Regions from separate parts of the Mus musculus genome. Here regions 1 and 3 are each linked to region 2. The links are chromatin loops, found by intact Hi-C in ENCODE. Cell type or tissue: left cerebral cortex. All regions are shown on one strand. Links, peaks and the distances in the headings refer to the core of each region. The heading gives the core; the rest is flanking DNA.

The links. Peaks named below come from ENCODE experiments on the same cell type or tissue, not always from the same donor. Only the 100,000 strongest peaks of a DNase experiment are listed, where the experiment ranks them.
Region 1: a loop joins it to region 2, with 2.8 times the contacts of the local background. A loop is called at or near these places in 12 of 42 quality-filtered maps.
Region 3: it touches region 2 in a loop (2.0-fold over the local background); 2 of 42 quality-filtered maps call a loop at or near these places.

What each region holds. Positions count from the first base shown.
Region 1 is chr17:24,169,190-24,177,789 of GRCm38, forward strand. It overlaps Atp6v0c (ATPase, H+ transporting, lysosomal V0 subunit C), which reads right to left and starts at 261. Exons shown (of 3, transcript NM_009729.4): 1 at 17-261. The coding sequence starts at 95. Tbc1d24 (TBC1 domain family, member 24) reads right to left here. Exons shown (of 8, transcript NM_173186.4): 8 at 6,242-8,600. In left cerebral cortex, for the core only: CTCF peaks have their summits at 319 and 4,422 (motif pointing right); DNase peaks (open chromatin) are centred at 295, 516, 1,160 and 4,430; H3K4me3 peaks cover 1,288 bases; H3K27ac peaks cover 1,612 bases.
Region 2 is chr17:24,347,334-24,358,268 of GRCm38, forward strand. It overlaps Abca17 (ATP-binding cassette, sub-family A (ABC1), member 17), which reads right to left and starts at 3,726. Exons shown (of 31, transcript NM_001031621.3): 1 at 3,635-3,726. It overlaps Abca3 (ATP-binding cassette, sub-family A (ABC1), member 3), which reads left to right and starts at 4,690. Exons shown (of 33, transcript NM_013855.3): 1 at 4,690-4,918; 2 at 10,586-10,658. In left cerebral cortex, for the core only: a CTCF peak has its summit at 4,587; DNase peaks (open chromatin) are centred at 3,825, 3,980, 4,616 and 5,436; H3K4me3 peaks cover 2,593 bases; H3K27ac peaks cover 1,848 bases.
Region 3 is chr17:24,201,732-24,212,666 of GRCm38, forward strand. Tbc1d24 (TBC1 domain family, member 24) reads right to left here and starts at 3,831. Exons shown (of 8, transcript NM_173186.4): 1 at 3,743-3,831. Ntn3 (netrin 3) reads right to left here and starts at 7,656. Exons shown (of 6, transcript NM_010947.3): 1 at 6,328-7,656; 2 at 6,068-6,256; 3 at 5,835-5,984; 4 at 5,662-5,712; 5 at 5,477-5,551; 6 at 2,100-5,216. The coding sequence starts at 7,255. The coding sequence ends at 4,867. In left cerebral cortex, for the core only: a CTCF peak has its summit at 5,320 (motif pointing right); DNase peaks (open chromatin) are centred at 3,326, 3,869, 4,312, 4,501 and 8 more places; H3K4me3 peaks cover 6,132 bases; H3K27ac peaks cover 5,844 bases.

The sequences.
Region 1 (8,600 bases), core at 1-8,000, 180 kb before region 2:
CTGCAGCGATGCTCACCGCTGAAGACCATGGCGGACGAGGCGCCCATGACACCGAAAAACGAAGAATATTCGGGGTTGTTCTTGATGTCAGCCATGTCTGCAAGCAGGGAAAAGACAAGCTCAGCGGGCGGCGGCGAGCTAGGACAACGGGACAGCGAGCGAGGAGGCAAGCGAAGATCGTCGAGGCAGCGGATGGGAAGGCGACCCCGCCAGTCAGGCGCTGCGCTCTAAATACCAGCACCGCAAAGCAAGATGGCGGCCGCGCTCGCGTCACATGATCTGTCCCCGCCCCCACGGGCTGTACCACTTTGCGCCGGTGGGGGAGCGAGGCTCCAGGCTCGCCGGCAGCCCTTGGACAATTTATGGGCCCTGGCACCAGTCCTCGGGGCCCGGGGCCCAACGCTCAGCCTTGCCTGGGTCTTCGCTGGCCCGCGGCTCCACGCAGTCGTCTTCTCGAACCCTACGGGTTTTGGGATCATCGGTCCCCCGGGGCGGAGCCGTAGCGCTCATATTAGCATACAGGGTGGAGCGAACGCTAGCCCACCTTCACTGCGGCTGCGCAGAACTCACCGGTGTTCGAGTACCCGTGTTCGTTTTCCCTGTGTTCACTGCTCACGGACCTCAGGCACTCCTGCTGCATAAGACTCAGGTTAAAGTAGTGACATCTAGCAGCACTACAGAACTTATAACAGAAGAAATCCCTCGTGTTGGGCTTCGCTGTCTCCGCCAACCCCCAGGAATACCACGCCCCACCTCTCCGGGCTTTAAAGTGCAACAGCCCTAGGTGTTCTGTAGTCACCTTCTTCCATACCTAGGCTCCTGCAGATTCAGGCCCACCGTATTCCCTTTAATTCCGGTGGTGGTTGTGGGTCCCTCACCTGACCCCCTCTTGTATAGCTGTCTGCCCACAAAGACGTAGGCATGGCTGTTTTTCTATTTATTTTTCTACTTTATTTTTGAAACGGGGTTTCACTGTGAAGTTCTGGTTAAGCTGGAATTTGCCATGTAGACCAGTTCCGTCTTGTCTGCCTCTTGAGTGCAGGGGGTTAAAAGCACCCTGCTTGATGGGCTTTCAGCATTGACACCTGTGAAAGGTAACCCAGATTTCTGAAAGTCTCAGAAAGACCTGATTGCCCTTCTAGCACCCATGCAAGGCCTACCTGTGCCAGGCCTCCTTTCTAGACCACTGATGGAGGACTGGTTTCCCCAGCAATGGAGTGGCTAAGGCTACCTCTGCCCTCCAGATACCCTTGTAGCAGCTTACGCACCCCAGCTGCCTGCCTTCCTTCTACCTATCAACTCAGGCTGCCTAGTTTCCTTTACCCTTCCCTCCTGAGCAGCCACGACCTAGCCTAGACCTCCCTTGAAACTCAAGGTCACATTCTAAGACCAGTGGGTTCTCCAAGTGGTCTCAATGCTAATACCTCAACTTCTCCATGCAGGCAATAGAGACACCTTCCCATCCTGCTACCTTCTCAGTCCTACATTTCACAGCAGAAAACTCCCTGTGTCCCCTTCCCACCTTGGCTGAATCCAGTCTACCACCCTTTAAACTGGCCCGTAGAAGAGCCTTTGTCTTGTTTCAGAGAGGACGTTACTGAGAGCAGCTTTAGCCCTTCCTCCACCCTCTCTTGCTCCATTCTGACTTTTGAAAAGAGGAATCTTCACTCTTGCCCCCACGCCTTCACCCTGTCTCTCTCCAACTCCTTGCCCTTGCCAAGGTCACACTTCCTTTCTAAGCCAGCACACAGGGCCTCGGTACTGCTATCTCCAGTGCTTCCTCCCTCTCCCCCTCTCTTTCTCCTGTGTGCCTAGAGCCTGAAGAAGTCAGAAGAGCTCGTCAGATCCCCTAGAGCTAGAGTTAGTAATGCCTGTGAGATGCCAGGTAGGTGCTGGGAATTGGACAGAAGTCCTCTACAAGAGCAGTGAGTGTTCTTAACCACAGAACCTTGCTTTAGTCCCCATGGGTTTTTTGTTGTTGTTGTTGGTGGTGGTGGTGGTGGTTTTGGTTTTTGGTTTTTCGAGACAGGGTTTCTGTGTGTAGACCAGGCTCGCCTGGAACTCAGAAATCCGCCTGCCTCTGCCTCCCAAGTGCTGGGATTACCATGCCCGGCCCTTGGTTTGTTTTCTATTCAGCACTTAATATCCCACAATTCTTTGCTGCTTAATCATGTGCTAGGTAGGTCCTTCTTGGTGCGCTTCCCTTTGCTGTCTGCTATCCTCCAGCACCAGTTCCCAGGTCTCCTTACTTACTACTCAGAACCCATTTTCCCACAGGAAGTCCTCCTGACATCCCCCATGTTTCTCCTCTCCCTCCCCTAAGTGTCCCCCTCTGGCCCTTGCATCGAAGGTTGTTGTGACTTTTTTTTTTTTTCAGACATCCAGTAGGGTGCCCAGATCTGGCCACCCTAGTAACAGAGCTAAGCACCTAACTATATGTCAGGGCCTATGCTGAGGCATTTGAGGTTATTGTCATGCCTACTCTTAGTCACTGGTTAGTGAGACAAACCTAGGAAGACTAAGAGCCTTCCTCCAGTCACCAGCTAACAAATGAAGGAATTACAATTCTGGTCTAGGGCCCGCGCTAGTGGCTGAACTACCAGGTGAGCCACCATCTCTCACTTCGTTCCATTTCAAACCTCCCACCCAGATCTTCCAGGCACTGTGCAGGGCCTCTACTCTGAGTGGACTCTAGGAAAGAAACCACAAGAGTGCATCCCTGCCTTCTCCTTTACTGTTACTTCCCCCTTGGCATGAAATCATAGGTCATGAGTTCTGGCCTGTCACTGTCAGTGGGGATTTCCAGACACAGAGAGGGAGGGGCTTGGAAATGCACATCAGAGACCCATAAGGAAAGGGACAGAGATGGAAGCTGGGCTCCTTAAACAGCCGATGGCACTTTCCAAAGGTCCTAGAGAGGAGGCAGAGAAGTTCAGACACTTCTTAACATCCCAAACAGCCGTAAACTGGAAAGACCAGGGAAGCTATTCCCAAGAAGGAAAGACCAGGCTTGAGAGTACACAGCTGTCACCTCAGCACCATGGGCTCTGAGGCAGAAAGACTGTTAAGTTCGAGGCCAACCTGGGCTACATTGTACTGTCTCCAAACAACAACAACAAAAAAAAAGGGGGTGAGACAAAAGAAAAGAGAAAAAATGGGAGGAACAAGGGGAGGGGGAAGGGAAGTAGACAGGGAGGGAGAAGCAGTAGCCTTTACAGGAACATCAAGAACCGTGTGACCCAGGAAAAGCCCTGCAGCAGCCTCCTTCCAACCCACCACAAAGGCATGGGGGTGGAGAGAGAGGAACCTGGGTGAGATAGAACCACGTGTGGCCCAGACATGGCTGGTGGAAACATTAAATAGCATAGGTAACGGTACTATTCTGAAAAATGGAACATGATCAAAGGCAGCTTGTTCTTTTTTTTTTTTTGGTTTTTCAAGACAGGGTTTCTCTGTGTAGCCCTGGCTGTCCTGGAACTCACTTTGTAGACCAGGCTGGCCTCGAACTCAGAAATCCACCTGCCTCTGCCTCCCAAGTGCTGGGATTAAAGGCATGCACCACCACTGCCCGGCGGCAGCTTGTTCTTTAAAAAAAAAAAAAATTAAACTAAAAACTAGTTGAGCCATGTATGGCAGTGGACATCTGTAATCCCAGTGTTTAAGAGGCTGAACAGGATGGGAAATCTTGAGGCTAGCCTGGGCTATACAGACATAAGGGTGGCACTGTAGAGTGTGTGTTTAGCAGCGTGCATAGGGTCCTGGATTTAATTCTTAGCACCAGAAATAAATACCTATAGACTACGGATCAAAGAAATAACAACAGGGAGGGCTGGAGAGAAGGCTCAACGGTTAAGAGCACTTGCTGCCCTTGAAGAAGACCTGGGTTTTAGTCCCAGTATCCATATGACAGCTCATGGCTGTCTTGTAACTTGTTATAGGGAGTCTAACGCCATCCTCTGGTCCCATGGCACACGGGCATATGTGCAGGTGATCACCCACAGAAATAAAAACCCCTGCTGCTCGTGGTGGCACACTCTTTAGCCTTAGCACTCAGGACTCAGAAGTAAAAGGATCTCTAGGAGTTCAAGGTCAGCCTGGTCTACATTGCAAGTTCCAGGAGAGCCAAAGCTACATATGGAGACCTTGTCTAAAATAAAATAAAAACTAATAAAGTCCAATAAACACAGAATCTGTCTTGCTCTGCTTGGGCTCCTCGATAAGTTTGAATATCACATGGTTTGCAAATCTACACTGTTTCTATGTATCAGACCACAAGAGAGACACTAGATACATATTTACAAGGCAATGGTTCTAGAGACAGAGAAACCCTTCCTTCTAGCAAAAATTCCAAACTTCAAGAGTGCAAGAGTGATTGGTTCTTAACGCTGAAGATAAACAGGCAGGCAGTGAGGCAGCTCTGCCACTAGGGGGCATAGGAGATTAGTTTACTGTAACCTTGGCTCTGGAAGCTGGTTGTCAGGTGTTGAATAAACCCCAATCTGTCTTTGACCCTATGTTTCTCCACTTGGTAGTGGGAACACACTATCAGGAAAGCAATGCTGAGCTGGGAGCCTGTTGTGGGAGCACACGCGACCCTGGACAAATCTCCCAAAGGAAGCCAGAAATGGGTTTGCTAGATAAAGGGATGTGTGCCCAGAAGGAGGATCTGGGGCTCCGTCATGAGGACCCAGAAAAAGCTGATCCCTAAATTAAGTCTTAAAAGATGAAAAGGTTGCAGGGTGTGGTGGCGCATGCCTTTAATTCCATGCATGGTAGTAAAGACAGATGGATCCCTGAGTTCAAGGCCAGCCTGGTCAACAGAGTGAGTTCAGGACAGCCAGGGCTATACAAAGAAACCCTGTCTTGAAAAACAAAAAAGAAAAGAAAAAAAGATGAAAATGTTTAAAACAGGAAAAAGATGCAACCCAGTTTTCTTCTTTGTGTACATGTGTGGGAGGCTTAATGTAGCCTAGGCTGGCCTTGAACTCCTGATCCTCTGGCCTCTTAACTCCCAAGTCCTGAGCTCACAGGTGTGCTCCTTGTGTTTGTCCATGACTCAGTGCCAGTCACAGGATGGTCCTGAGCACTGACAGTAAGAGGAAAGAGCAAGTTTAGGGAATGCTGGCAGTGCAGGACAAACCTTGGAGATGCCCTGTACCAAACCAGCAGTGCAGCAGCTGTTTATTCTGCAATGTCCAGCACTCGTGCCCCGGAGGGTGGAGGGCAGGAAAGCAGCAGTGTTTTAGGAGCTACACCAGAGCCCAGTCTTCCACCAGAAGGTGTTTGAGCAGTAGTAAACAGCCTACAAACAGCGGTTCTGGATTCCTGTGAAGAACTGCAGAAAACCAGTGCTCACTGGAGCAATGCTAGTGTAGTCCTAGGGTCAAGTCTCTGCTGGCCTAGTAGACAAGCACTTCACAAACTGGGTTAGGCCTCCCAGCATCCTCTGAAGTAACCTGCAACACAGCAAAGCCCTTGTACTAGGAGACAGCAAAGGAGCAGACCACAGGCCATATTTACCCTTGTGGCCAATCTGGGGATGAGAACTAGAGAAGTTGGCTGCCGCTGTTTCATGGAGAAGCAAGTGGGGTCCCAGAGGAGTTGCAGGTACAGAGCCCACAAGTCTTACAGGGAGGAACCAGGCAGGGTAGTTGGCATTTGTGTAGAGTTCAAAGGAAAATGTTCTGCTAGGCCTGGTTGTATAGGCCTATAATCTCCCCTACTTGGATGGGCTATTGGTTCAAGGTCTGTCTGGGCTACAGAGTGAGTTAAAGGACAGCCTGGGTACTCTAGGACACTCTGTTTCAAGCAAGAAAGTAAAACAGTATTTAAAGAGGTATACAAGGCATTAGGAAAGATGTCACTATTAACTTATACAAATGTCCGAGTAAAACAGTCTCCTTTTGCATGAGAGATGGGAGTTTGCCTTTTGATACTGAGTTTTGTTTCACAGGAACCAAGATGACTGGAGATATGTGATGACGATTCCTGACAGTGGTCCTTCTCCATTTACTCCAAATGACGAGTTGTGAGGACCAAAAGGCAGAAAAGCAAGGTCAGGAAGCTGTGGCTGGCAGTGCAAATCCAGCAGAGGCTATACTTGCCTCTGTGCAGCCTCGTCGCTTTAGCTCTACTTGATCGATCCTTGGTCTATTCCTTCTCAAGAGGTAAACAGTATATCCTGCGAGAAAGGTGTGACGAGCCTCCCACCCTGTACTCTCATGACACAGATGTACAAAGATACCTCTTCAACAGATACTAACTTTATTTAGGAAACATACTAACACTAACCAAATCACTTATTTTCACATCACAAAGTTGTATATTGCTGCAAGTCCACACTTTTGCTTTGTAAGCACGAGTATGCTGGCTACTCATCCAGACACTCCGATGGTCAGCTGGGGACCACATTGTTTTCTGTTTCTTTTTTTTTTTAAAGATTTATTTATTTAGTATACAGTGTAGTACACTGTACTGTCTTCAGACACACCAGAAGAGGGCGTCAGGTCTCATTACAGATGGTTGTGAGCCACCATGTGGTTGCTGGGAATTGAACTCAGGACCTCTGGAAGAGGAGTCAGTGCTCTTAACCACTGAGCCATCTCTCCAGCCCCCTATTTCTTTTTTAAAAGATAAGGTCTTTATGTAAGCTAGGCCAGCCTAAAACTCCCTGTTAGGTCAGACCAGCCCCATGCTTGCAATCTTCCTGCCTCAGTCTCCTGAGCGCTGAGATGACAGTGCAGTGTGACTCCTCTAATTGGTGGCCATTTGTCAAAATCCATAACTACAAGGTTTAAAAGGCAAAATTATGCTTTGGAACTTCTCCTTAGGCCTTCAGCTTACAAACTTTTTTTAAATCTTTCTTCTTTGTTTGTTGTTGTTGTTGTTTTGAGACAGGGTTTCTCTGTATAGCCCTGGCTGTCCTGGAACTCACTTTGTAGACCAGGCTGGCCTCGAACTCAGAAATCCGCCTGCCGCCTCTGCCTCCCGAGTGCTGGGACTAAAGGCGTGTGCCACCATGCCCGGCTTAAACCTATATTTCAATTTTATGTTTATTGTGTTTTGCCTGCATGTACGTCTGTACACCACTTGCATGCAGTGTTCAAATAGCCCAGAACAGGGTGTCAGATCCCCTGGAACTGGAGTAACAGATGGTTGTGAACCACAATTTAGGTGTTGGAAATCAAACCGGGATTATCCAGACAAGCAGACAATGCTCCCCCACCCTACTCCCAGAGACAAGGTTTCTCTGTTTAGCCCTAGCTATCCTGGAACTCACTCTGTAGACCAGGCTGACCTTGAACTCAGAGACCCACCAGCCTTTGGCTCTTGAGTACTGGAACTAAGGCACCACTCAGCCAGTGCTCTTATGAGCCATCGAGTTCAGCATATAAGCTCCTGAGCGCATCTCCAATGTGGTGGTATAATGCACAGCAGAGGTGCTCTGGTCTCTTCACATAGGAAAATAGGCTAGGCAGCAACTGCAGAGCAGACAAGCAGCACACCAATGGATGCCTTCCTTTTGTTGTGGTTGGTTCCTGACATGTCACAGATTAGCCTATCCATGTGTCCACTGGCTGCTTCCTTAGTCCTACATACAGTATTCACAATTTCCATGCAGATCAATAAATGACCAAGCCTTCAAACAAGTATCATTTGTCTGTAACAACGTAGCCATGAGACACTGCATCTAACACCTACAGCACAATCAAAGATTGATGTAACAAGGGAAGTCATAAAAGACTCCATTTATTTGTCTGTTTGTTTGTTTATTGAGACAGGTCTCTTGTAGCCATAGCTAGCTTGAACTTGTTCTGTTGCTAAAGATGATTTGACATTTCTGCCTCTACCGTCCATGTGCTGGGATTATAGACACACACCAGGCCCAGATACGAATCTTAATACCAAAATTATCCTTTACACTTCATATGCTTTCCAGCCTGATGGAAATACTGTGGGGAAAGAAGTGTAAAGCCTGTTTGGCACTCATGCTTGACATAACAACTTTGTCACACAGACCTGAATAGAGCTATGGAGGAGCTAGCCCTCTCTGAGGTAGTTGCTACAGAACTTCAACCTCAATAGTGACTTAAAAACAAAACAACTAGTACAATCTGTAACTTTCTAGATTTAGTGAAGATATGAGAGAGCAGGTCTCTGTAAAACTGCATGTATTCCTGTACAGTCAGGGGCACTGCACCACAATAATGTCTGTTTTATCTTTCCCTTCATTTTTATTTTATGTTTATGAGTGTTTTGACTGTGTCTGTGTTCTACATTGGCACAGTGCCTACAGAAGCCAAGAAAGGGCTTAGATCCCTAGGAACTGAGTTATAGATAGTTGTAAGCCATCATATAGATACTGAAAACTGAACTTGGGTACCCTGGAAGGCCCAGTGCTCTAATTACTGAGCCTTCTCTTTATCCCCAGCCCATGTATGTATGTATGTATGTATGTATGTATGTATGTATGTATGTATGTATGTGTATATACACATATACATATATATTTTTAAGACAAGGTCTTATTATGTAGCCCTGGCTGGTCTGGAACCTGTTACATAGAACAGGATGGCCTCAAACTCTCTGAGATCCCCCTA
Region 2 (10,935 bases), core at 1,181-9,180:
TCAGCTAGACTCAGTGGCACACACCTTTAATCCCAGCACTTGGGAGGCAGAGGCAGGAGGATCTCTGTGAGTTCAAGGCCAGCCTGGTCTATATAAGGAATTCCAGGACAAGAGCCACACAGTGAGACCCTGTCTCGAATAAATAAAAAAGGCAGATTTCTTTCGCTCTTTATTAGCTTTCTTCTTGTGGGCTTTTGGAAAGCGCCTTCGTTACTTATCTTTTTCCCTATTGTTCCTTCTTGGCCTTTTTGGGCAGACCCTTCCTCCTCTCCTCAGCCTGTAAACATTAAGGTACTACAGGGCTCAGTCTCTGGACTCCTTTCCATGCCAACAACACTCACTCCACAGATGACTTCACTCTGTGTTGATGGACTCCGGTATGTTTGGACAATGTCTACTTTCATTCTCTAGCTTGGACTTGACTCAATTTCTTTTCCCAAATATTCAAGTGCGAGATATCTGTCCCACCCCCACCGTGTTTTACCTCAAAACAGACCTGGCCCACTCATGGTCCTCCTAAAACAAGTCATTGCCGACCCCTTCACCTCCCGTCTTAGAGGTCATTAATTATGGTGATCTCTTCTGAAGTGTACATGTAGGTTGTCACAAACCTATTTGTCCAGTCTTTGGAATATTCCAGAATTTGCTACCTTTCACCCTTTCACCCCCTTGATTTTTTTTCTCCAACCCAAAGATTTATTTTTCTTATCTGTAAGTAGACTGTAGCTGTCTTCAGATGCACCACACACCAGAAGAGGGCGTCAGATCTCATCATGGATGGTTGTGAGCCACCATGTGGTTGCTGGAATTTGAACTCAGGACCTTCAGAAGAGCAGTCAATGCTTTTAACCGCTGAGCTATCTCTCTAGCCCCACCCCCTCAATTCTTATCATTCCTTGCCCTGCCTGACTTTTTGCAAGAGCCATGGCAGCACAAACATGGCGTCTGATCTTGCCATTTTGCAACTTATTTTCTGTGCAATGACAAGAACAACAGAGTTCGAGTCAGATCACCTACACTCCTTCACCACAACCTCCATCTGCTTTTCATGTTTATTTTTCTTCTTAGCATATTTAAGCAAAGAAATGTTCTTTATTTCAGGACTGGGGAGATGGCTCAAGAAATGGCTCAGTGGATTAAAAATTTGCTGCGGAAAATGCTTGCAGGACCTTAGTTCAGTCCTCAGTACCCATGTGAAAGTCAGGCATGGCAGCACATGCCTGCCATCCTTGCACTAGCGGGGCAGAGGCAGGCAGATATAATGAAATATATGAGAATTGGCTCCAATTTCAGTGAAAGACCCTGCCTTTAAAAATGAGATCTGTGGACGAGAGGGTTGGCTTAGCACTTAAGAGTCCATCCTGCTTTCCTGAAGACCCAAGCTCACGTCCCAGCATCCACGTGCAGCAGCTGACAACAGCCTGCACCTACAGCTCGAGAAGATCTGACATGCTCTTCTGGCCTCTGCAGGTACTCAAACATGCATGTACATACGTACGTACCTACACACACACACACACACACACACACACACACACACACACACACACACACACACACCACAGAGGGAGGGAAAGAGTGAGAAAGAACCAGCCAGACACATAAAAATAGTAAAATAAATATTAAAATAGGATAAAGTACTTAGGAGGTGCCACTATAACAAGCTACACCTATATTAAAAACAAACAAACAAACAAACAAACATCAAATGAAAAAACAGCTGGGTGGTGGTGGTGTACGCCTTTAATCCCAGCATTCTGGAGGCAGGCAGATCTCTGGGTTGAAGGCCAGCCTGGTCTACAGAGTGAGTTCCAGGACAGCCAGGTTTACACAGAGAAACTGTCTCAAAATACAAAAAACAAACAAACAAAAAACCTTCAAATCATCGTATTGGTTTTGTCTTACTATAATGAAACGTATGAGAATAAGTAAAAGAGGTTTACAGCTTTGGAAGCTGAAAGTCCACATAGCACCAAGCTCTGGCTGTGCCAAGCTTTGGCAGTGGTCCCTGTGGTTTCATCAGCTCATGCAGATTGTACCACAATGGTAAGAAAACACACAGAACTTATATCCTAAGGCAGGATGCCAAAAGTGTGGCTGTGAACTTGAGTACCACAAGAACTGTGCAGAGAAAATCTCTTGTGCACTGTGTGAAAGTATTCCTGTCTGTAAAATAATGCTGTTTAGCCAATGGGCTCAGACAGATTAGAAGGTGGGACATCTGGCAGAGAGAGAGAGAAAGAGAGAGAAGAGAGAGATGCAAATGTCACGTGTCCAATTTACATCTATAGATAAATCTATATATTTACATAAACAGGTACAAAATTATAGAGAGAGTATTTACTGAACAAATGGCATGGGAAGAGGATGGCAGTTATAAAAAAAGTGGCCTTTTGTTTTAAAATTTGAAGAATATATTTATATAATACTTGCTAAATTTTAAATTTGTGAATATACTAATCATCTATATGAAACACCTCTAAAACTTCTAGATGATTAAAAGCTATGCAAACTACACTTGAAGCAAGATAGAGATTCACACAAAGACCACTATGGCAGTGTTGCTACAGTTTCTGTGCTGCCTGGATATTTAATAGAACAAGCCTACATAACTCACTGTCATAGTCAATGATGTACACACATTTCCGTGTGATTGTGTTTACATTAGTTTCAAATAACAATATATTCAGTTCTAACAATACATTGTTGAGGACTTTGAATTTGGTGTTAGATGGCTGTTTCAATACTTCCTTTACCAGTTTCATCTGTACTCCTCAATACACAATAAAATGAGACTTTGACACCAGACACCTACTTTGTGAGATTCTGAGGAACACGCATCACGAATACTCTCAACCTCGCCTTTGCCTAAGGGAATTCTAAGTCACCCAGCTCTGTTCCTAGATTTAGTTCTGCAGAACTAGGCTTAGGTTTGGAAAGGACTAAAGAATTTAAGTTGAAAATGGCAAGTACTGTTTTGAAAGAAAAGCGATTAAGTTTAACGTCCAGTTCCAGTCAGCCAGATTCATACACCTCCTATCATGAAATAGAGAATGGGAGAGACATTTTGGGTTGGAAGGATGATGGAGAGAAAGTCTTTGGGGACAAAGTCTTTTGGAGATGTTTACAGCACACCAATAATCCAAATCCCCACCTTGCTTTAATTGTCCCCCCATCTCCCCCAACACACACCGCTACATGCTTGTTACAACAGGCACATACTGCCATTTAAGTGCCAGGCATGATGATAATCCCTTAAGCATGCACTTTTCTCATTTCACTTTGGAAAAAAAGTGGTGGTTGTGGGGGAACCGCAACCTTTGAATACGCTATTACTACCATTTCAATTTTAGGAATGAGAAATTAAGATTCTGGAAAATACAATGACTTGAATACACTAGTGAAGGACTCAAGACCTGAAGCCAGGTCTTTGAGACTCCCTTTATTCGGCAAACTTGACTAGAGCATTTCTGGACAAGGTGTTCTAGGACCCCAGGGAACTGACCATGTACCAGGCAAGGGCTCTTTTCTTAGGGAGTCCATCTTCTGGTTAGCCATACAGGACCCTAGAGAGCGAGAGGTTATGACCACAGTGTAACTGGCATTGATTCGGAAGTCACGATCCCAGGGTTACCTTAAGGCTAGGCAGGTCTGGTCCGCAGCCCGGAATCCGGGGAGGGCTGCGCCTCACTCACCGCAGGCACCCTGTCCGTGGCCACGGGCACTGAAGGACCCGCTGGATCGCCCTCGACGACTGTTGGCCCCGCGACACGGCCACGCCCACGCTCAACCCCGCTTCTCCCGGGCCAGCCGCGCGGATGCCCAAGCTGCAGCAACCTGTGATTCCAATGCCATTCCCTCCTGCCTGGGCCGAGGGCACACAGATGTTCGCATCCTACTGTCTGAAGGAACCACAACCCCCTCCCACCTCCATGCCTGTCTACTGCCTGAAGAAATCCTAACGCCCCAATCTCCTGTCCGAGGAAACTCTACCGCCCAAGAGACCCCGACGCCCTGCCTTCTGCCTGAGGAGACCCAGATCCCTGAGAACCCCCTCCCACCCTGACTGTATTCTCCTAGTGGTGCTGCTGGGCTGGACCGTGACTTTCCCTTTCCTAGCTGTGGGCTGTCGCCTCTGAAAGGTTCCTAGACCTAACCTCACTAGGGCTTGGGTTCCTCCTGCTGAGAGCAGAAAGTAGCACTTTCTCTTGGTGACAAGAGTGAGATGGGGAGAGAGCCCTGAAGAGAAAGAGGAACTTGAATCCCGCTGCGAAAGTGAGATTCTTGATGTTACAGCCTCAACTGCTTTGAAACACATTTGTCCAGAGATGAGCTTCAGGCCAGCGACCCCGGGGCTCAGAGCCCCAAACTAACGCCTACTGTTTGCTGGACGCGAGCAAGGGCGTGCTGCACGATCAGTGGCGGATGCGGAGAAAACCCGCAGGGGCAACCCATCACGCACGCTCACCCCACCCTACAAGCGCTTGCCCACTGGAGGTGAGACCTGCGTGGAGTACTGCGCAGACGCACGATCCGGAATGTTGAACTGGGAGGGGTGCACGCGCTACGCAGAGCGCCCTCTGTCGGAGCTGGGCAACATGTGCCAGGCACTGCGCAGACGCTGAATCCAGAGCTTAGGCGAGGCTGAGCCGGCCGGGGGCAAACCCGGGGCACCTGCAGGGGCGGCCCAGTGCGCACGCGCGCTCCGACGCGCCCCCCCACCCCCTCCAGGAGCCGGAGCTTCCTGGTGCGTTCTTCCACCCGCGCCTGTCGCAGGCGCCTCCTCTCTGCCCCGCCGCCTCAGTTGTCAGCTTCGGCCGCAACCGCCCCAGCAAGGCTGGAGCAGGACCGGGAGTCTAAGGGAGGGAACCTGGCGAGAGAGCTGCGCAGACCGCCGCCACCCTGGCGCTGAGGGTCGGTGAGTGTCACTAGGACTTGTCACTCGCGCGCTAGCTCGGGGCTCTGAGATTTCCCGTCCTTGCCCGGGTCTCCACTCTGCCAGCGGGCAGCGCCCCAACCTGGGGCCTCCGAGCCCCTGCCTATCGCCGGGACCTGCGGGCTCGCGGACTGACCCTTCGTATTGCTGCAGGTGTAGCTGTCTTGGCGTCCTCATGCTGGGTGTGTCCCCGCTATAGCGGGGTCGCGGGGCTCGCAGGAACCCGCACAGACCGCTGGGTCGTTACGGGGTCTATTGTGCGGGCCTGGCAGGTGGACAGACAGCCGCCGCCCTCAGGCGCTTTGCGGGCTGCGACACAGCAGGCCGGCGGAATGCTCCAGGCTCAACCGGCCAGTGCTGGTCCTGGATGGAATTCCTCCCAGTTCTTCAAGCTTCAGCATCTTCGTTTTCATGAACTTTAACGTAGGGTTCAAGGGATGCTTTGATAGGGGTTGAAGTTGGCGAAGCCCTCAATGTGCAATACAGAACTCGGAAGGGGGAACCACAGCAACTACAGCAACTGTGCTCTGGTCAAGTGTCTCGGTGTTTGGTGTTGGTGCTCAGAATGACCGACCCCGAACTTCGACTAGTTCCTGGGGGTCAGGGCTCCAGCCTGGGGGTCAGGTCCCTGGTACTGCACGCTTGAGCTTTCCCTGTGTGTGGCCCATTTGGGCTTTGTCTTAAAAGGTATTTCTGTCTGTCCCTTTGCCTCCAGGCCTGAACGGTTCTTGTATCATAAATAGGGACTTGGTGTTTGTAACGTGAGGAGCACTCAGGAAATGCTCTCCCAATGAGTGACTGGGGCTTTGTAGTAACAATGTGGAGACCCAGGCAAGGCTTAAGGAACTGAATTCTGCCCCTGTCTCCTAAGCAGCCTTATTTCATCCAGAGAGTTTTGTTTGGTGTTGCCATTTGTAAGCTTGAAAAGACTGAAACCATTTTAGAAAGCTTGCCTCGTGGGAAGTAAGAGACAGGGTGGGGAGAGGAAAAGTTGATTTTTAAAAAAATGAGTGTCATGGGAATCCCCCTCACCCACATTGGTTTGAATTGAGCCCTTGCAAACAGATAATATCTTCCTCTAGGGCAGGCGGCATTCCACCATTCTGACAGAACAGCCTTTCAGAGCATGACCAGGTAGCTGGAGTTCTTCTTAACAAGCCACTAACTTTCCCTGTTACATTGACCAGGCTGTCACATAGAAACTATTTTGACTTGGTCTTAACTGGGAAGGCCTTAGTTTGGCCTTTATGGGCTTTATGGTTTCTCCTTCAGCCCTGCTTCTGGCAATTGGCAGGGGGTTCCTTTGATACACTGAGTCTGCCTAGAGCCACATTCTAGAACTCTCAGGTACGTTCATCAGTCTTCTAATGCGCAAGGCTCCAGGCATGATTCTGAGTCACTAGATGATCCCTGCCCGTAGAGATCTTCAAATGGCACTAATTTACTCACAAGAAAGTGGCTTCAATCAGAAGCAGGCCTGGCCAAATGGGTCAGTGAATTAAGGTGTCTAACAATCAAACCCGACAGGTTGAGTTAGATCCCAGTGACTCACGAGATAACAGAGGGCCAGCTCCAGCAAGTCGCCCTTGACCTCCACACAGACACCATGGTACATGCATGCCCCCCACCACAGCACAGAGAAATAAATACCGTGTTTGGTTTTTATTAAAGAATGGGCTAAGTGGTACAGGACACATCCAGAATAGATGCCACCCGTGTCTAAAGGAGTAGGAGAGCTGAACTGAGAATGCAAGATAGAGTTGTTCCAGAGAAATGTTCATGTGCCCAGCCAGAGCCTACAGTCTTCATGGGTAGGCCTCAGACTGAAGTTTCTATCTGAAAACACCTCTAGAAGGTTCTGCTCTGCAGTTAAGATGAAGAACTTCTCCTTATCAGAGGCAGCATTCACAGGGCCTGGCTCTGAAGTAGGCTAGGAAATGATAGGGTCTCATCAGTTAGAGCAGTGTGTTGGATGATACTCTCAACAGACTGACGTGGTGAAGGCCCATTCTGTGTGTGGAGTGAAAGGCCTGTGGCCCATTCCTGCATCAGTGCCATTCCCTGGGAATAGCACAAGGCCTGGCGTCAACAGGCCAGTGGTCACCTTTGCAGAAGCTGTAATGAGCTCCTTGCTGCTGCACTTGTTACTGAACATCCATGGTTACCTCTCTGGGGACGCCTGTTGCTTCATGACCTCACTCCCCATGCCTAGGAGGGCAGAAAAGCTGGCTATCCAGGGAATGGGACCGGGGCTGTAGCATGGGAATTAGGCAGGAAAGCAAGCAACAGCACGCATTTTGTAGAATTCTTTTTGTAGAGCCTGCTTTGGGACACATCTTTCGCCTAAAATACACCTTGCTGATTCTTACCAAGAGCTTCTAAGGAGACCCACTGTTTTCAGCTCTGGATAAAGCAGGCAACGATGAGTTCCAGAAATTGCACTTCTCTACCTGGGCCTGCAGAATGGATCACCCAGTTTTAGACCTGGCTTCCTCGGGCTCTAGAACAGAAGCTGTGGTTTGCAGGCTGGGCTCACCCAAGCCACATAAAGGCCACTGTGTAAACAGGTCATCCCGGTGCTTCCTCTTGTGTGCTGCTGTGTAGAAAAGAGTTTGAGAGTGTCCGTGTGTGTCTGTGTGTGTGTCCGTGAGAGTGTGTGTGTTCGTGTGTGTGTGTGTGTGTGTGTGTGTGTGTGTGTGTGTGTCATCTGATAGTGAATCCTGACAAATGAATCTAGAAACATAGATGAGTATGGACCTTTTAAAGAGACATGAGGTGAGGCCCTGTGATAGTGACACAGACCTTTAATCCCAGCACTCAGGAGGCAGAGGTAGGCGGATTTCTGAGTTCGAGGCCAGCCTGGTCTACAGAGTGAGTTCCAGGTCAGCCAGGGCTACATAGAGAAACCCTGTCTCAAACACACAAGAGAGATAAGAGGTAAAGTTAACATGATTAAAATCTTCCAACATTATTAATAAGACAAAGAATTATAGCATAAACAAGCCCTGTACATTGAAAGCTCTGAGGTCAGGCTCATGTGTCCCTAGCATTTGAAACCTGGTTCTAGGTCTGTCTGTTTCAGAAACCAACTGCTGTTGAGTGTACAAATAAACAGGACACACCTGCGTGGGCACAGACCTGCGCTTGGGTCTGAGCTCATTTACGTGCCATGCAAATACTCTGGGTGGATTCCGGCAGGAAAAAGGAAAAGCACAAATTCTGGCCTTGAATGGTTTTTGGCCTAGATCTGCAGATGTGACACTCAGATAGCACCCTTGGTAGCGGAATATAATTATTAACAATCTTATGCTTGTCAGCTTTGAACATTGATTAACTTCACACGCCAACTGAAGCTTCCCCTCTCTCTTCTCCCAGTCCCTTCCTCCCCAGACATGCCGCCCCCACCCCTGCCGGCCGCCCCTCCTCCCTTTCCCTTCAGAACAGGGGAAGCCGTCCTTGGATATCAAGCAGTCTTGGAATACTAAGTTGCAGTAAAACTAGGTGTGTCTTCTCCTACTGTGGCTAGACAAGGCTGCCCAGTTAGAGGAAAGGGATCTAAAGGCAGGCAACAGAGTCAGAGCCCTTACTTCTGCTGTTAGAGGGTACCACATGAAGACCAAACTACACAGCTGTAATGTATGTGCAGAGGGCCTACGTCAGGCCCACGCAGGCTCCCTGGTTGGCAGTTAATCTCTGTGAGCCCCTATAGACCCAGGTTAGTTGATTCTGTGGGTCTTGTGATGCTGCTTATCAGCTTTTTGTTGCTGTTGTAAATACTTGAGGCAGTTTTTATCTAAAAGGCGTATTTTGGCTCGTAGTCTTAAAGGTCTCAGCCCATGACCAGTTGGCCCGTAGCTTTGAAGCTTAGTAAGGTAGCACACAGTGGTGAGGGACCTGGAGCAGATGAAAGCTACAGACACCATGGTTGGATCCCTAGAGTTCTCAAAGGAGTTACAGCAGTGTGAGACCTCCTATCAGGCTCTCGCCTATTAACATTTCTACCAATAGTACCAAGCGAGGGACTCTGCCTTTAACATATGAGTCTTTAGAGGACACTTGAGATACTAACCATAGCTCATCGATGTTCAGACATTCTCACTAGTATGCTGGGTTTGGCATGGATTGTTTGAAAGCTCTAATTCTCATGCCTTGTTACCTTTTCCTTGAGTATGGGGGTTTGGTGAGGGAGAGATTTTTTTTTCAAGGAGGATGTGTCCATAGATTTGTATTTGTGTGTGTGTGTGGTATGTATGGTTGGGGTGTGTGTCTTTGTTTGTGTTTGTATGTGTGGTGTGGGTGTGTAGTGTGTGTCTGTGTGTGTAGTATGTGTGTGTGTGGTGCAGAGGTGTATGTGTATAGTATGTGGGTAGGGGTGGAGGGTGGTGGTTGGGGGGTGTGTGTGGTGTGTGTAGTATAGTGCGTGTATGGTATGGGCGTGTGGTTGGTGTGTATATGTAGTGTGTATATGTGTAGTATGTGTATGTTTGTAGTGTGTGGGGTGGTGGTGGTGTGTGTGAGGTGTGTGTGGGGGGGTGTGGGGTGTGTGTGTGTGTGTGTGTGTGTGTGTGTGTAGGCCAGAGGTCAACTGTGGTGTTTTCTTCTATTGCTTGCTACCTCATTTTTTGAGACAGGACCGTGACTGGACCTGCACCTCACTAGTGTGGCTGTCTTTATGCCCCCATCCTCCATTGGTTTCCACTCCAGCACTGGGTTATGGACACCCATTCTCGTGTACAGCTTTTTGCGTGGGTGCGTGGGTTCCGAACTGAGGTCCTTCTGTTTATGTAACAGGCAGTTTACCCAGTGACATCTCCTCAGCCTGAATATGTTTATACCTTTTTTAAAGATTTGTTTTTATTTTCCTTGTATGAATGTTTGTCTATGTGTATACATGTGCATCATGTGTACCCGTGGTAGCCAGAACCTGCATCAGCCCACCTAGAACCAGAGTTACAGAACACTGTGAGCTGCCACATGGATGCTGGGAACCTAACCTGGTCCTTTGCAAAAGTAGTCAGTGCTCCTGGCTGCAGAATCAGCTCTCTGGCCCCTATTTTTTTTAAAGGCTATTTCACATATTACTTTCACACAGTTATTTGTTATTTTAAATTTTTTAGAGGTCTCAGGGTTTGGACATTTGATGAAAGAAAGCCACACGCCCTCCTTTTTAAATTGGCCAGTAAGTTCCGAGCTAGCTTGTGAACCCTGTGTCACCACTTCCCAGATACCTATGAAGTTTGTAAAGCTTTGGTCAGTCTCTTGTGACACATTTTATTACTTTTGTTTCTGCAGTGTGTATATGTGCCTGGGTGGGGAAATCGAAGGACAATGTCTGAGAGTCAGTTCTGTCCATCTAGCACAGGTTCCTGGGGTTTGAGCGGGTCCCCCAGGGTTGGCAGCAAGCACCTTTAAATTCCCTGCTGTCTTACCTGCTCTGTCTCTTTTTAAAAACCACATCCATGATACTTTTTTAAACGGTATCTTGAATATGGAAATGTTACACCTGGGATGCTTAAGTAAACTCCCAAGAACTGCCTGGCCACCACCCGTGCTGCAGGCCCTTCCTTAGGATGCCACGGCCATTGCCTCATGACCGGGAAAACCAGAGTGCATCCATGTATTAAATACAGCTTTTTTTCTTATTTTTAGAGAATACAAGAAAATTGCTCACTATCCCTCCACTGTGATGTACTGTCTTGTTCATTCTGCTTGGAAACAACTGGTAAGGTTCACAGATGAGGGCCAGACCCTAAAAATGTACCTTTTAGCCTCCCTTTTATTTGATTATATGTGCATCTGCACATATACTCATCTTGATTGATATATTTCATCTGCAGAGTCCATTGCATTTGACATTTTCCAATGTTTAAATCACCTCAGAAAAAAAAAAATCATGAACAAAGTCAGAAGTAGCAGCAAGCCACATATGCTTCAGAGGCTCGAATTGTACCCTGTAACTCTTTCCTGGGGCCTTATATCTGCTCGGCACAATGGGACAT
Region 3 (10,935 bases), core at 1,330-9,329, 150 kb before region 2:
ATGCTAGGACAGTGTCCTTTGTGTGCTGTGCTGGGAGCAAGGCTGGAAGAGCCCAGGAAGAAAGAAGGTCCTAGGGTGGGAGTATGTCCCATAACCCACTCCTTCTAAAGGTCCACAAGCTTCCAAGGCAGGTGTGCTGGAAAGGGCCCTGCTGAGAAAGATGGTCAGAAACTAGCACAAAGGAACAAAGTGACTCAAGATGAGGCTGGTAGATTGAAGGGAAGGGCAGCCTTTGGTGAGACCCAGACAGTGAGTGACACTTAGAACAGCAAACCAGTTTTTATTCATAATAGACTCACCTATCAGTCAACATCCAAAGTCTCTGAGAGTGTGTAGAACCCAATTAAAAAACTGTGCAACAAGCTGGAAGAGCAGTCACATTCCTGTACCCCCAGCACACAGGAGGCAGACTCAGAGAGAGGATCGTGAGTTTGAGGCCAGCTAGGCTACATAGCGAGAGCCTGTTTCAAAAAACCCCAAACCTAGTCTAGAGATAGAGTTCACTGGTAGAATTCTTGCATGGCATTAAACGGAAGGCCTTGGGTCCAATTCCAGGGCTACAAAACAAACGAAGGACAAGCCAGGCACAACAGCCTTTTCAGAAACAGCTTACTGTGCCTCACTATGTAGTCTGTCACCCGCAAAGGGAACATCCCAGGCTCAAACACTTGGCCTATACAGTCCACAGACAAACGCTCGGGGGCTGCGGGCAGGCAGGGGCTCCTGTGACACTGCCCATTCTCCCTTGTCCTCAAGGCCCCCACAATGCAGAAGACTGTAGTGGATACCACATGCTTGGCCTCCCTTACTTCTTACCAGAGAGCTGCCTTTTGCTGAGGCCGACTCCACAGAAAGTTGAGGCCTGGAAGAAAGGCGAGGCAAGTTCCGAGGTGGGTTTCCCCTAGTGCTGTGAGTATACACAGAGGTCTGACCCATGGTGTGGAGAAAAATGGGGTCTTTTGAGATAAGTAGAGACTCCCCAAAAAGCAGGCAGGAAAATCCCCTAGAAGGCAGTGGGACCAGGGATTGTTGTACCTTTGATGTGCAGAATCACCCCTTTTACTCAACAGGCAAGCTGGGACTCTGTGATGGAAACATAAAGCCTTACTCCACAACACCTACAAAGCAACAGGCTACCAACCAGCCTTCTCCCTTCCTTAGAGTCTTCAGGACACAGTATTGGGAGTCTGTATGGAAGCCCAGCTTAAATGCCACACAGGAATGTTCCCCACTTTTGAGCCCCGTGTGTACTTGAGTCCCAGACCAGTAGATGCTTACCCAGTGTCTGAATGGCAGGCACCTCTCCAAACTCAAAGCCTTATTCCTCCCAAGCCTGTGTCTCTCTACATTGTGTCCTGGGCTGGAGTCACCCCATATCCTCCTTCCGCTCTGGCTTTTACCCTCCTGGCAGCTGCTTATCTCATGCTTGCCCTTCTTAGGATTGTCTGACAGTACCTCAGCTGGCCCCACCCTCAGCGCACGCAGGAACCCTTCTGGGTCTAGAAAACAGATCAGATCAAGTCACTCCCAGGCCCCAATCTCCCAGGTCTCACTCAACACTGTGTCCATAGCACCCCCCACCCAGCTCCTTCTCATGCAAATTCACCTTTTGTTCTTCTCTTTCCCCTTTAGCACTAGGGTTGAGCCTAGGGCTGTGTGCACAGCAGATAAGAATTTTATTATAGAACTATGCTCACCAGCCCTTTCTGTTGTTTTTAAGGAGAGTCTTGCTCCGTACACCAGGGCGGCCTAACACTTGCTCCTTCTGCCTTAGCCTCTCTACAGAGATTATAATTGTGTGCCACCACCCCCAGCTCCCCTGGGTCCTGGGCACTGAATACAGAGCCTTGCATCTACGGGTAAGCACTGCTGCATTCTCAATGCAGTAAACACATATTAAAAGGATAGTGAAAATTCCCAGTAATGAATTCAAGCTTGTTCTCAGTAAAAGGCCTGAGGGCTTTAAAAAAATTATCTCCATTTAGAAGGTGATGGTTACCACTGAAATGGCTGATTGTAAAGGGCTTCTTTCTTCCATTTAGAGTTGTCAAAACAGAAAAGGTATGCTCAAACAGGTAGAACATTCAACAGGGCAAATCTTTTTTTTTTTTTTTTTACAACCCACTTCATTGTCTTGTGTACTTTAAACACTTTACTATGTCTTCAGAGGTTGGCTCAGTCTCTAATAAGGATTAGGAGCAATGCTGTGTGCCCAAGGTCACTGAGACTTGCCAGACAGTCCTGGCAAGGGTGGTTACTCAGAGCTAGTAGGGAACACAGGCAGGTGAGTTTGCACTCCCAGGGAGGTAAATTTGATTGTTGTTATGAAAACCCTACCTAGATTACTAGAGTACTTCTGCAAACCCAAAAGGTCACCCTTAATCCAGCCAAAAGCCACTACATTGCTAGTTCACTAGTTGACATGTAGCATTCAAAAAGTGGCATCTTTATTCCCTCCAACAAGCACTTAAGAGAGTGCCTGGCTAACTGAATGCCAGACCATGGGGGAACAGGGACAACACGATGTGGCTCCAGGCCTATCCACACGCAGACTAGATTCTAAATACAGCTGTCACTACCCTAAGTCTTTATCTGAGTACTGGGGAGATTAGGTGAGGATTAATCATCAAGGAAGCACACAGAGCCCTCATAGCACTCAATATGAATGGTCACTATCAAATATTTGAAATTTCTTAACCATTTGTCGTCTGGGTTGGTCTTGACACCAACCCAGAACTGACATCAGATAGAGCTTGAGAGAACACAAATACAGCCATCTCCACAACAATTCAGTGAACAATGACAGGTGCCTATTGGGGACAGGGGTGTGAAAATGAGAATGGAGTCATTGTCCCCAAGTAGATGACATGGCAACGCATGCCATGGGACAGTTGTACCAACTGCCTGGGAGTAGCTTGCTGACCTTCCAGCAGAACATGGTGAGACAAGGAAAATCCTTTATTTACCTTGGAAAGACAGCAACACAACCGCCCAAATGGCCAACCTATGCCTGCATATGTCCGGGCTGGGCTAGACAATCTTTGGCCTTTAAAGTTAGCCCAGTGAGTCCCCATCCAAGAAGGCCAGAGCACTATTTCTGAACTGAGTCAGGTCTGTCAAGGAAAATCTGTGGTCAGGCTGCCAGCACCCAGCAGACTGACTTCTGTCATGTGCAGCCCACCCCGTGTGGTGCCAGCTCTGCCCTCCAGCTGTTATTCAAAACTCCTGAAGCACAGGGCCAAGCTAAGGCACAGGTGACCAAGGCATGTCAGGGACACTGGCTGGATAGGGCTCTCAGGCTGGGAAAGTCCCTAAGCTTCAGGTGGGCAGTTGTGTCATCTTTGGCAAGTGAAGGGCCTGGGTTGTTGCAGGTCTCCGAGGGCAAAGGTATATGAACACTGCTGCAATTTCGAACGAATACAGAAAGAGGATTTCCTATTCCGCAGGGACGGAAAGTGCCCCAAGGGAAGGTTGACACAGAGGCAGTTCTTGCCCACGACACAGAGCCCAGAGAAGGCAGGGATGATCGAGGAAAGCCGGGCCTGCCCAAAGGGTTCTGACTCCGGGGCCCACGTCACGCACGCAGCATTAGACTCTGGAGCCCCCTAACCCGCAGCGACCAAGACACGGAGCACAACCCGTGCCCCCCTCCCTCAGTACATCCGTGCCGCCGGTCAGCGCACCGTGGCAGTGACACCCCCACACCCCGCGTCCAGCCGCCACGCCCCCGCCGCGCACCCACCTCGGCGCGCCGCACCGCACCTCTCCCTTCGGCTCTCCGCTGGACCGCACTGGACTTTCTGCGCACGCGCGTAGGCGGCCCCGCCCCACAAGCACGCGCTTGCGGGCTGCCCACCCCGAGTGCCCCGCGTCTCAGTGCTGCCGGCTCTGAGCATGCGCATTTGCGCCCGGCGGCGGCCAAGTCGGGAGCATGCGCTAGCCAAACAGCGGTTCCCGCGCTAAGGGGCGGGGGCTCGCCTAAAGAGGTGGGGACCCTAGCGCCTGGTGTAAGGCAAAGTCACGGACGACTAGAACTCCGACGGCTGCCCGTGGAAGTCGCCTCTGGTCCGGTCACACGTGGACCTGATCTGCCCCTTCTCGACGTCCAGTCTTGAGCGGATAGAGTGTAGGGCTCCTAGCTAGGGGCAGGACCTGTGTCATGGAGCCAAGAGGCCAAGACTGGTAGGAGTCGTGGTAGAAAGCGACAGCTGGATGGACCCCAGAAAAGGGTACAACGGAACAAGAAAGATATGGGACACAGGCAGTGATGCAGCTGCGGATGGGGACACGGTCACGTGACCGGCAGAGGCAGGCCAGAATGGATATGGGGACAAGATCCATGACACTGGACAGGGGAGCCTACAATACTCTTTGTACATTCCCGGCTGGAGGGCAGAGACGTCGCTGTCTTGGCTGTGCAATTGAGCCACAGCCCCTGCAGCGGTGTACAGGCAATTATGGTGGCAACAGTGGTTTTGGAGAGGTTGGAGAACTCTAGTGTATCACAGCATCAGAGAGTTGATGAATCACATTGGCCCGTGGGATGTGCTCAAACCCCAGAGGGATCATCCTAGCATCCCCTGGGAATAGGCGGGTTCACACCTTTAAGAGACGTCGGGTATCAGCCAAGAGGGATAAGATCAGGGTCCTCTGAGCTGCCCTAGGAGCCTCCAGATAGCTCTTAGGGGCCATCATACTCCTCTAAGTTGGGGGTAGGGTATCGCCAAATAGGTTTCAAGCGGGGATGGGGGTAGGGGGAAATTAGATGGCGATGCACGTGACACTTCCAGCCTAGTGCTCTGATGAACGCGCCGCGCCCAGTGATAAGAGAGCTGAGTCCGCCCAGTCCACGCCCAGCTTGCAGATTCAGGCGGTCCCGCAGCGCCCCCGCCGCTCTCTCCTCTGCAGCCTCCGCAGGCGCCGGGTCCAGGCGTCTCTCCAAGGCAGCACGAGGCTTCCACGGGCAGCACTGAGCCCCTGTCCCCGGCCCGCTGTGCTCCCAGCTGCAGCCCCCGGCCCACCTCCCAGCAGCAAGTAACGCCGGCCGGGCAGGAGGCGCGGGCAACCGCAGGCCGCGTCTAGAGTTGGTACCCACAGCGCGCTGCTCCCGCGTCGAGCGCGTTCCTCGCCGCTGCGGAACACAGCAAGCACCGCTACCGGAAAGCGTGTCCACGAGCCGCGGGCCTCACCGCGTGCACCCACTGCCACCTGCACCGCTGCGGGGGGGGCGTGGAAAAGCGATCAGGTTAAGTGGGGCAGGGCCGGAGGGGTCTGTATAGAGAAGCATAGAATGTCCAAATGGCTTAGGAGAGACATGAAGAGGTCACCCACTAGAGGGAGGTACACTTAAGACATAGCTGCCAAAGCCCGCATCAGTGGGAGACCCGAGGAAAGAAAGAGCCTTGAAGTACAGCCAGGGTCAAGGTATTCAAAGGAGCTGGGGGCGAGATGGAAGAGCTGGAGTGAGGCAGCCTACCATAGTCCTTCCGGCAGAACTTCTTCAGGCTGATTCGGTAACTGCCACGCGCAGGTCTGCAATGTGACTCACAGTCTAGGGGGAAAGAGTGGAGACTAGCAGATTCCCATGCCTCTACCCCACACTGGTCTGCTTTAGCTAGGGCCCTCTTCCCCAGGCCAGTCTGGGCTCTGGTGTCCACTCACCCTGTGGCTCCACAGGACTGCTTTCTTCGGTGGGTCCAGGGACAGGAGTCTCTAAGGAGTGTGGGAGAATAGTCTATAATGGGGTATCTGACGGAAAGGCTCAGGGAACAGACAACAGTCAGTAGCTGATGCGACTTTGGCTGAGGTGACTGAGACAGGGCAGGGTCACTCACTAACGCAAGGTGCCACAGGAGAACGGCTCTGCTGGAAACCTGGGGCACAGCGGTTACAGGTGAGGCCAGTAACACCATCCTTACAGGGACACTGGCCTGTGGTCTGGTTACAGGTTTTGCCAGCAGCACCAACTGGGTGGCAGTCACAAGCTGAGGACAGAAATGATAAGCTCAGAACTGTAGCTGGGGTTCTGGGGAAGTAAATCACGAACGTGTATAGGTGGCAGGCTCACCTCTGCAAGCACGACGGTCACTCAGGACACGGCCTGGATCACGATAGAAGCCCTCCCGGCAGTAGTGGCAGTGACGACCAGCTGTATTGTGCCGGCAGTTGAGGCACACGCCCCCACTGCGGCGGCCGGACAGTCGGTAGAGCTCCATGTTGAAGCGGCATCTTCGCGCATGGCCGTTGCAGGAGCAAGCTGCAGGGAAGGGTCAGTCAGGGGCAGCCCTGCCTGGTCAGAAGTCCCCAGGCTACCCTCCAAGGCCTCACCAAGGCAAGCGTGGGCTTCCTGCCCTGTAGCCCGCTGCCATGGCCTGTCGCAGTAGAAGGGCTTGCAGCGGCTGCAATCAGGGCCCTCTGTACCATGCTGGCAGTCGCAGACCAGGTGGCCATGGGTGTCCAACAGACACCGTGAGGCATGCCCATTGCACTTGCATCGACCTCCCACCTGAAGCTCAGTGGCTGAGTAGGAGTAGGGGACTGTCACCCCACCGTCCCTGGTGTCTCCCTGAATGGCAGGCCTTGTGAGTACTATGCGAATATCTGTGGCAGTCACCCAGTCTTGGAGCACGGGGCTGTTGTCCAGATCCAGGCCCTGTGGGCTGCCATCCTGCACACTGAAGGCCAGAAGGCCTCCACCATCAGGCTGAGCCTGGGGGGCTGGAAAGCAGAGGGCTTCTGGCCCTGGACCAGAAGGGCCATCAGCAGGAGCAGGCAGACGGCCATAGTCCAGGGTACAGCTGGAAGAGAAGAAGCCCAAGGGGACCCAGCTGCGGCCATGGTCCTGCGACTTAAGCAGGGCCACGGAGGTTGGAGGAGCTGAGCAGAAGCGCAGGCTCACGAAGACCAGCTCAAAAGCCTTCCCCAGGGGCACTGTGAGGGTTACGTTGAAAGGTGCCTGTTGCAGCAAATCGGAGCGCCAACAGAGAGGACTTGCAGTGCCCGGAGCAGAGGTCAGGAGGTCTGCAGAGTGTGCCCGCTGCGGGTCCGAGGAATCGCAGACGCGATTGGCCGACCTCCCGCACGTGCTGGACGCCAGCACCTCTCGGCCCAGAGCAGCGTTCACAAGGCCAGGAATACAAGAGCGAGGCTCCCTCGCCTCATCATAGCAGGGGTCGGCAGAGGCCGGCAGCCCTGGGCTCAGTGCAGCGGAGAGCGTGCCCGCGGTCAGCAGCAGCCCCCAGAGCCAGGTGGGCATGGCCGTGGCCGCTGTAAGTCAACCAGCCAGCTTCCGCCTAACGAGTCTGCCCTCGAAGAGAGAGCCTAGTCCGCTACTCTGCGTGCCGGGTCTGCAGTGCCAAGATAGCAGAGCACCAGGGCGGCCCCCAGCACAGGCCCAGAAGTGGGAGCAGCCACCGGCACGCCCGGGGCCGAGCACAGGAGCAGGGATGTTGGCGAGTCCTCCTGCTAGGCCTGAAGCGTTGACAGGCGTCGCCCCCGCTCCCGGTGCCTCCGCCCGCGGAGGCCCCACCCGCCGCCGGCCGCCAGCACTCACCCACGGAGGGCCAGGAGGAGCAGGTCTCCCGGCCTCCCGGGAAGGGCCTTGGGCGGGCGGGGCCTGGGGCGCCCGGGCTGCCGGCTTCTCCTGGCTGCAGCGAGAGCAGAGGAGCTGTGCCAGAAGGGGGTGGGGGGCTCAGCAGGAGCAAGCCTGGTCCTAGCCAGGGGCGGAGCTGCTCGGGCCGGGAAGGAAGGAGGGGAGGGGGCCTTGTCCCGACAGCCAGAATCAGAAGCAGATTCAGACACAGGCTGGGCCAGCGCGGGAGGGGGCTGGGAGGCCCACGATCCGGGGGGAGGGGCTGGAGAGCCAGGAATGCGCTTACGGGAGGGGGCAGCTCAGCCTTACAGCCCGTGAGGGACCACCCAGCAGGGTCCTCGGCCTGAAGCCAGGCTTTGACTGCTCCTGGGGTGGTGCCACGTGCTGGGCTGGGGTCTGGGCCACTCCTCCCAGAGGCCCATCATGCAGGCACAACCTTAGAACTGAAGCTTGAAGTCTTGGATGCTCCCCAGAATGGGGGAAGAAGACAGTTGGGGCTGGTGTTCTTGTAAGGTATCCCCAAGGCAGTAGTCTGTTCTAGCAGAAAGAACTCAGGTCTTATTTTAAATCCAAGCTGTTTGGATTTCTGGCTGTGTGGCCTGAGTTCCTCAGTTTCCTCATCCACCAAAATGTCTATTGTTTGCCATGCTTTGTGGAGTTGCTGGGAGCATTTGATGAGCTAACATAGATATCATCCTAAGCGAGGTGCACTAGGGATGCGGCTAAGTGATGAGGTCACGGTTGGACAGTGAGATCCAGCCAATCTCTTAATCTAAATCACTCCTGGGTCTCAGGGTATAGCTGTGTCATAGGATAGCCCCATTGTCCAGAAGGGCTTGAAAGTTTGAGCACAAAGTACAGCCTATTTGATGGTCCCTTGGGGTTCAAGGTCTGTTCACCTGTTACCCCACCCCCACCCTCGTGGAAAGGTAAGGAGTGGGATTTAACGACTGGAGAGGGGCTGGTCACAAATAAACCAGAGTCAGAATCCCTGAACCTGACCGTCTACAGCCTAGTACATCTGGGTAGAAAAACAGGCAGATGCCCCAGATGAGTTGCTGGGGTACAAGTTGGAGGTGGGCTGTGGCTGAGAGGGTCTTGCCAAGAGGAACCACTCACTGCCTTTGGTCCCTGACGGACCAGGCAAGGCTGCCATGGACTCCACGAAGAGCGGGTGGGATACAGTTCCATCTTGGGGGAGCAGTCCTGAGGTCCAATTACCTGGTTTCAGAAAGGAGGCTGACCACAGGCCAGTCCCTGCAGATGGTAAGAGAGGCCATATGAGGGAGAATGCCTGTATACTCAGAGCTAGCATTCTGGACTGAAAGTGTTCCTACAACAAAAAAGGAGAGAAACAGAAGCTCTCAGGAAAGGAATAGTGAAACAAGAACCCTGGACCCTTCCCAGGACACAGGGGCTGCGGCAGAGGCAGGCACCGGGAGAGAAGCAGTGTGGCAGGGTGTTGGACACTTGTTCCTCTAGAACAGCTGACTCAGGGGAAAACCAGGCTGTCCTCTGAACATCAAGCCCATGCTAGAGTCCCCAGACTGTCAGACAACTATGGGAGGTGGGACAGGGGGACAGCCTTTCACGCCAACAGTGAAGTAAGCCTTATCTCTAGCTCAGCTCCCTGTGAACTGTGACTGCTGGGGTCTGCAGAGTATGAGATGGATTCTGATGTGGGTGGAAGTTGGTGCCTGGTGATCTCTGCATTGATCAGGTCCTGAGGGATGGAGCCGGACAGGAGCTCAAATGGCCATTGCCTCACCAGCCCTTCAAGGAGGAGGCATGGGCTTCAGAGCTCTTTCCTAGAATTGCCCTTTGCACACATTGTCTGGCCCCAGGGCTACTCTTGCAGATGGTGGACTGGGCATTGGGATAGCTTTCTCTAGTCTCCAAGAGCTGCTTATAACTCTCTGTGGACCCAGCCACCTGCCTCCGCCCCTGATTGAGGCCTCTTAGGCCTCTCCTCTCATGATTCCCTACCCCCTCCAGGCATTTTCTGTAACAAAGAGGTTCCGCCCTCCTTTCCCCCCCAGCCCCCCCCCCACCCCTGCCTCACACCTGCAACTGCTCAAGCTCTGCACACTCACCCCAATCCATAACAGCAATTGGGTTGAGGGGGGCAGAGGATGATAGTGTTGGACAATTTCAGGTCTCAGGGGGCTGCTGATCTTTCAAATAACCCCCTGGCCAGCCCGGGACCAACTGTCCCCTTCAGACCCTTGCCACCACTTCTCCTTGCCTTGTATGAGTGCCTATTATGCCTCAATAGGCCCAGACGTAGAGAGGAAGGCTGGCAAGTCTACGTTCTCCGTCTCACCTCGTCCCTTACTCTCTCCATGCCCTGCACTCCTTGCGCAGACTTTTTGCAAACCCCCTCCCTTTCCACACTGTCAGGCCAGCTGGGCGGCAGCAATCAGCTCTCCGTGTTGAAAACGAAAAGCTGAAAAGCACCGGTTGGTGGAGGGATGGTGTGAGGGGGAAGGGCGTAGAAGAAGGAGGAAGGGTAAAGGCTGGTAGCCCTCCCTACTTCATGAGGATTTAGAAATAAACAGTTTAGGGAGGGGTCTTCTGTGTCTTGCCAACAGTGAAATGCAGCCCTCTCGCCCAGACCTTGCTGGGAGGTGGCCCCTCACACAGGCTTAGGCTCCCGCTGCTCCACAAACCCAGCCCTCTTACTCCGCCGAGCTCGCCAGCACAGAAAGGTGGCGGTCAGGAGTCCAAGGCCGACGCCAAGAGCAGCCAGAGACATGCTTTGGGCCAGATCCAGGCAGGGCCCGCACAGCGAGAAGGTGATGCCGGTGCCAGATGCACCGGCCAGCACCGCCAGGGCGCCGAAGGGCAAGCCGCAGCGCGACCAGGAGCCCCCCGCACCGCCGGTGGCCAAGAACAGGGCATGGAGGGCTCCAGGGGGTTCTGGGGATGCCAGACCTGGCAGGGTGGGCTCAGGCAAGGACTCTGGTGACCTCATGTTTCCGACTAGGTGGCCGTGCTTTGGGGGTGGAGATGGGGTGGCAATGGTAAGGATGCCCATCACAGCCTTACGTCACATCCTGGTCTGCCACGTAAGAGCCAATTGGTCCCGAACTTGGTGACGACACCAGGACGCTTGGGAGTTCCACTGCCTCCTCCTGGCTTTGGCAAGGAATTGGGCAAGCAGGATGTTGGGTAATATTTAAAGTGCTTCCACTATTTTCATGGAACCCTTCAAATACCGCGTCTAACTCCAACCAGGGTACCTCTCAGGTGTTGAGCAATTAGAACACTCGGCTGGACACTACCAGGTAGGGTCATGTAGTCAAGGGCCACTGAGCTCCCAAAGCTTGGTCAGGGGGTGGAGG